Regions from separate parts of the Homo sapiens genome. Here region 1 is linked to region 2. Evidence: read pairs that join two places in POLR2A ChIA-PET (ENCODE). Cell type or tissue: OCI-LY7. All regions are shown on one strand. Each heading gives the region's core, and the rest is flanking DNA. Links, peaks and the distances in the headings are about the cores only. Region 1 overlaps CRLF1 (cytokine receptor like factor 1). Region 2 overlaps BORCS8-MEF2B (BORCS8-MEF2B readthrough).

Region 1 (2,831 bases), core at 1-2,500, 560 kb after region 2:
ACACAGGTCTAAACTTAGTTCACCGGGAAGACCAAGCTCACTCTGGCTCGTGAGATGATAGGGAAACTGAGGCCCAGAGAGGGTCCCAGAGCTAGGGAGGGGTAGAGTCAGGCTCCAGCCAGCTCCCCAGCCCCTATCCTGGGCCCCTCCAGGTTCAGGGGTGGGCGGGAGCAAGCGCAGCCGGGAGGGGCCTGAGCCTTGGCCCCTGCTCGTGCCCGGCACCTGCGATTCTTGCACAGGAGCCAGCAGGCCGCTGCGTCCGCAGGGGAGGCTGGGGAGGCCGGGGAAGGCCAGCAGGGGCGGCGGGGGCCGGGGCCGTGCCAGGGCCTGTCAGCGGGTCCCCGGCTTTATTTATGACGTGAGGCCGATGTCCTTATCCGCCGGCCTGCTGGGGGCTGGCTGCAGCCGGCAGCTGGACCGACAGGCAGGCCTCCCACCTGGCCCTCCTGGCCCACTCCCTGTCCCATGGGCCCATGCTGGGGACAGTCCCATGGGGTCATCTTGCACTCGGTCTCCCTTCATCTGTCACTCTTCCTCTGTGTCTCTGTCTCGATCTCTTTGTCCCTATGTCCCCAGGGTTTCTGTCCTACCCTGATCAGGCCCTTTCCTCCTGGGCTGACACCCTTGGCTTTCACCCACCCTGCGTCTCCATCTCTCCATCCCTGGCCCCGGCTCTCTCATCCGTGCGTCTTTCTCCCTTTCTCTTTTTCGGCCCCCTGCTCTGTCTGTCTATCTCTATGTCTCATCCCCCCGGCTCTGGCCTCTCTCATTCTCCCCTCCCCCCACTCCACTCGCACCTGGCTCAGGCCACAGGAATCGGGTTCCTGGAGGAGATGTGGAGGAGGAGCCCCTTCCTTCCCCCTCCCCCCCACCTCCCCAGGGGCGCAGCCGGGCCAGGGGCGCAGCTGGGCTGCTGTGCAGGGCCGCGGGGAGGACTCGGTCCTTGAGAAACGGGGAGGGAGGTTCCCCGAGGGGAGCATGGTCCCGCCGCGCCGGGGTCTCCCCTCTCCTGCCCGCGCGCACCCCCTGCCGGGCGCGCTCTGACACTGCCGCTCCGCCCACCACCAGAGCGCCCGGGCCCGGGCGGCGGGGCGTGCGAACCGCGGGGCGGAGAGCCGAGCTCGGGGCCGGTGCGGCGCGAGCTCAAGCAGTTCCTGGGCTGGCTCAAGAAGCACGCGTACTGCTCCAACCTCAGCTTCCGCCTCTACGACCAGTGGCGAGCCTGGATGCAGAAGTCGCACAAGACCCGCAACCAGGTAGGAAGGAGGGACCCTCGGGCGTGGGGGTGGGGACAGGGAGCTGGGGGGGCCCAGAAAACAGGGGAGGGGGAAGACAGCAGGCTGTGGACGCAGGTCTGCAGCCCCCACGACACCTCTGCCTTCCTTCCAAGCACAGGACGAGGGGATCCTGCCCTCGGGCAGACGGGGCACGGCGAGAGGTAAGGTGGGCCTGAATGGGTGGGCGGGAGGGAGCAAGGGGAGGGCCCCTTCCGGTGGCTGCAGGTCTTGTTCACACCCCCACGCCTCCCAACCCCAGCCTTAGAGTCGCTGAGATGGAATCCGTCCTCTTCCTTTGTTATTCATCAGCATTTACTTAGCACTTACTGTATAACTGGCATTGTCTCCTTTAGCCTAAGAACATTCAATGCCCTGAAAATGTCCGAAGTGGAATCTCCTCCGAAATGAATGAACATACTCACCCTAGTTAGCACGCATGGGCGCCTACTGCATACTGGCTCCGCGCCAAGTGCTTTACCTGCAGCTCAGATAGCCTCGCCAAGGCCCGGAGAGGGGCAGGACCCTGCCCAAAGTCACACAGCCAGAAGCGGTGGGGACAGGACACGAATGAAGCCTCCTTCAGTGGCTCTGTGGTGCGGCCCTCTCCTGGACTCCCTGCTTAGCTTGGCTTCCCCTCTGCCTGCAGGTCCTGCCAGATAAGCTGTAGGGGCTCAGGCCACCCTCCCTGCCACGTGGAGACGCAGAGGCCGAACCCAAACTGGGGCCACCTCTGTACCCTCACTTCAGGGCACCTGAGCCACCCTCAGCAGGAGCTGGGGTGGCCCCTGAGCTCCAACGGCCATAACAGCTCTGACTCCCACGTGAGGCCACCTTTGGGTGCACCCCAGTGGGTGTGTGTGTGTGTGTGAGGGTTGGTTGAGTTGCCTAGAACCCCTGCCAGGGCTGGGGGTGAGAAGGGGAGTCATTACTCCCCATTACCTAGGGCCCCTCCAAAAGAGTCCTTTTAAATAAATGAGCTATTTAGGTGCTGTGATTGTGAAGGTGAGTTTGGGGCCTGCCTGGCCTGGGGTGGGGGCTGTGAGATTTGAGGGGAATGTGAGGCGTCTTAATGACCCTTTGAGATTAGAATTTTCACCTCCCAGGACTTCAGACTGTCTATCCAGTATTTGCAAGGTCTGATTCTGAACTCCTTGGAGAATGTGATTCAAAATACCTGAGCTGGCTGGCTGCAAAGGCTCATGCCTGTAATCCCAGAACTTTAGGAGGCCAAGCTGGGAGCACTGCTCAAGGCCAGGAGTTGGGGACCAGCCTGGGCAACAAAGGGAGACCTCATCTCTACTAAAAGCAAAAAATTGGCCAGGCGCCATGGCTCACGCCTGTAATCCCGCCACTTTGGGAGGTTGACATGGGTGGACCACATGAGGTCAGGAGTTCAAGACCAGCCTGACCAACATGGAGAAACCCCGTCTCTACTAAAAATACAAAATTAGCTGGGCGTGGTGGTGCATGCCTGTGATCCCAACTACTCAGGAGGCTGAGGCAGGCGAATCACTTGAACCCAGGAGGTGCAGATTGCAGTGAGCCGAGATCGTA
Region 2 (2,898 bases), core at 120-2,619:
TCGCCATCTCTATAAAAAGTTTTTAAAAATTTGCTGGGTGTGGTGACACATAGCTGTAATCCCAGCTACTCGGGATGCTGAGGCTGGAGGATCACTTGAGCCCAGGAGTTCAAGGCTACAGTGAGCTATAATTGCACCACTGAACTCCAGCCTGGGCGACAGAGGAAGACCCCATCTCAAAAACAAAAAAAGTGACTCGGCTAGATCCCGTCTATTTCAAAGATCTAAGTTCACTGAAATAATGCTGCACTTTCCTGTTCTGTGAGATTTGAGAAAATAGCTGTAAAACCACCTGGGCCTTTAAACATGTTTTTTAGTTATTATTTTAATTTTGAAATTATTATTCTTTTTTAGAGACAGAGTCTCACTCTGTTGCCCTGGCTGGAGTGCAGCAGCTCAAAGCTCACTGCAGCCTTGAACTTTATTGCCTTTAAAAAAAAAATTTTTTTTTTTAGAGATAGGGGTCTCGCTATGTTGCCTAGGTTGGTCTTGAACCGCTAGGCTCAAGCAATCCTCCCACCTCGGCCTCCCAAAGTGCTGGGATTACAAGTGTGAACCATCATGCCCAGCCCACTTTATTACCTTTTTAATGGTAGGTCCTGAGTCACCTTTCTAATCTTCTATGGTTGTTGGTCTACTTAAGCTTTCTACTTCTTCTGAGGTCAGCTTGGCTCAGTGACTTGCACAGGTTGATACTTAATAAACGCTAAGTATGAGGGTGCAATGAAAGGAGTAGGAAGGTACTGGACTCTTAGCTTCAAATTCCCACCTCCCTCCCCTTCTACTCAGGCTCCCATCCAGCCTCTGCGTCTACATCCAACTACATGCCTCCTCCCCCAAGAAGCTCTCCTGGGTTTCTTCTCCTGTTCTTTCTTCTGTGCTCCATTCCTTGGTCAATAGGTCCACCTCTGTGCTTCTGCGCTGGGCAGATGCCACAGCTCTCTGATTTCTGGCTGGACAAAGCAGGGAGGGTATGTGTGTGCGGAAGAGGCCTCCCCAAACCTCAGCTTCCCCCCTCGTGCCTGGCACATTCAGCCTGTGCTGCCACCTCCCCCAGCAGTTCCGATCACACCAACATCTGGAGAATGGGCCACCAGGGTCTGTCTGCGGCTCTGGGCAGGGATTTGCATGTGACTACAAATATACATGCACACTCTGGCCTGCCGCCTCCGCATTCTTTGCCTGGCCCTTCACACCTGGGCCCGAGACAGGTCAATGCTGAGTGGCTGGATTTGCATGTGCATGTATTTCTGGGCAGGGTATCAGCTGGGGCAGTCTGAGAGGAAGTTGTTGAGGGAAGCTGTAGGGTTGTGGAGGGGGTCAGTGACATCTCTGTTGATCTACTCTGCTCACCAAACCTTACTGTCCATTCCTGGCCCTGATCCAGAGGGGCTTTTAGTCTGGAGGAGACAAATCTGGATATATATACCCCCAATGCCATGGAATCTGACCTAGAGGAGGATGGTGACTCTGGGAGACCAGAAGAATGGCAGGGAGGACTTCCTAGAGGAATGGGTTTTTTGAACTGGGTTTTGACGTTTGGATAGGAGTTGGCTTGGTGAAAAAGGGGAAAGGGTCCTTCTAGTCAGAGATATTTATCGAAGAGAGAGAAGTAGGCAAGAGCTGATTTGGGAAGAAGACTTGAATGCCAGGCTAGGTGCTAGAACTTTCTCATAAGGGCAGTGGGGAGCCATGGAGAGTGTATGAGCAGGAGGGGGCCATGCTCAGAGCTGTGTTTGGTTGGGTAGATTCCCTCAGGGGCTAGAGTGGAGGATGGCTTTGGTTCCAATGTCACTGGGGTTCAGGAGAGTGAAACTCCTGCGTGAGTTCATCTGCACCTGTCAGGCCTGCCTCCAGAGTTGGTGTAGGGCCTGCTGGCTTCTGGAGGACTAACGCACCCTGGAGTACAGTGACTTAAAGTGCAAGGCACAGGCCTAGCACAGAGGGGGCCCTACCCCCAGTCTCTGTCAAGACGGACACAGCCCTTGCCTTCTCTCCAGCCGCCCATGATCTCCACCCTGGCCTCCAACAGACCTGCTCCCCATGGAAGCCATGAGCTGAGTCTTAAAATAATAAACCAAGCCCCATCCCTTCTCTGCTTAAAACCTTCTCATAGTGGCTCACGCCTGGAATCCCAGCACTTTGGGAGGCTGAGGCCAGCGGATCCCTTGAGGTCAGGAGTTCAAGATCAGCCTGGCCAACTTGGCAAAACCCTGTCTCTACTAAAAATACAAAAATTAGCCAGGTGTGGTGGTGCACACCTGTAATCTCAGCTACTTGGGAGGCTGAAGCAGGAGAATCGCTTGAACCCGGGAGGTGAAGACTGTGCCACTGCACTCCAGCCTACATGACAGAGCAAGCCTCTGTCTCAAAAAATAAAATAAAAGGCTGGGCGCGGTGGCTCATGCCTGTAATCCCAGCACTTTGGGAGGCCAAGGCGGGCGGATCATGAGGTCAGGAGTTTGAGACCAACCTGACCAATATGGTGAAACACCATCTTTACTAAAACTACAAAAATTAGCTGGGCATGGTGGCACATGCCTGTTGTCCCAACTACTTGGGAGGCTGAGGCAGAAGAATCACTTGAACCTGGGAGGTGGAGGTTGCAGTAAGCCGCGATCACGCCACTGCACTTCAGCCGGGGTGACACAGCAAAACTCCATCTCAAAAATATATATATATTAAAAATAAAAAATAAAATACAATAGGAAATAAAATAAAATATGCTCTCATAGCTCCACATCACTCTTAGACCAAAATCCACAGCCCTCCTCCAGCTCAGAAGGCCCACAGTGGGCCAGGTACAGTGGCTCACACCTGGAATCCCAGCACTTTGGGAGGGTGAGGTAGGAGGATCACTTCCAGCCAGGAGTTTGAGACCAACCTAGACAACATAGT

What was found. ChIA-PET counts read pairs that join two places held together with the same protein. Peaks named below come from ENCODE experiments on the same cell type or tissue, not always from the same donor. Only the 100,000 strongest peaks of a DNase experiment are listed, where the experiment ranks them.
Region 1: POLR2A ChIA-PET joins it to region 2 with 5 read pairs; 1 of 35 experiments calls an interaction of 5 or more read pairs at or near these places.

The regions. Positions count from the first base shown.
Region 1 is chr19:18,592,672-18,595,502 of GRCh38, reverse strand. CRLF1 (cytokine receptor like factor 1) reads left to right here. Exons shown (of 9, transcript NM_004750.5): 7 at 1,069-1,256; 8 at 1,396-1,438; 9 at 1,924-2,266. The coding sequence ends at 1,937. Among named protein-coding and RNA genes, the nearest start is that of REX1BD, 5.3 kb to the right of the region's middle. RefSeq lists silencers at 813-1,202, 1,223-1,312 and an enhancer at 1,946-2,447. In OCI-LY7, for the core only: CTCF peaks have their summits at 795 and 1,005 (motif pointing left); DNase peaks (open chromatin) are centred at 1,102 and 1,562; H3K4me3 peaks cover 1,833 bases; H3K27ac peaks cover 625 bases.
Region 2 is chr19:19,153,950-19,156,847 of GRCh38, reverse strand. All of the region lies in intron 5 of BORCS8-MEF2B (BORCS8-MEF2B readthrough), which reads left to right. All of the region lies in intron 1 of MEF2B (myocyte enhancer factor 2B), which reads left to right. Among named protein-coding and RNA genes, the nearest start is that of MEF2B, 15 kb to the left of the region's middle. RefSeq lists an enhancer at 788-967 and a silencer at 1,188-1,257. In OCI-LY7, for the core only: a CTCF peak has its summit at 1,899; DNase peaks (open chromatin) are centred at 696, 1,157 and 1,857; H3K4me3 peaks cover 1,951 bases; H3K27ac peaks cover 2,500 bases.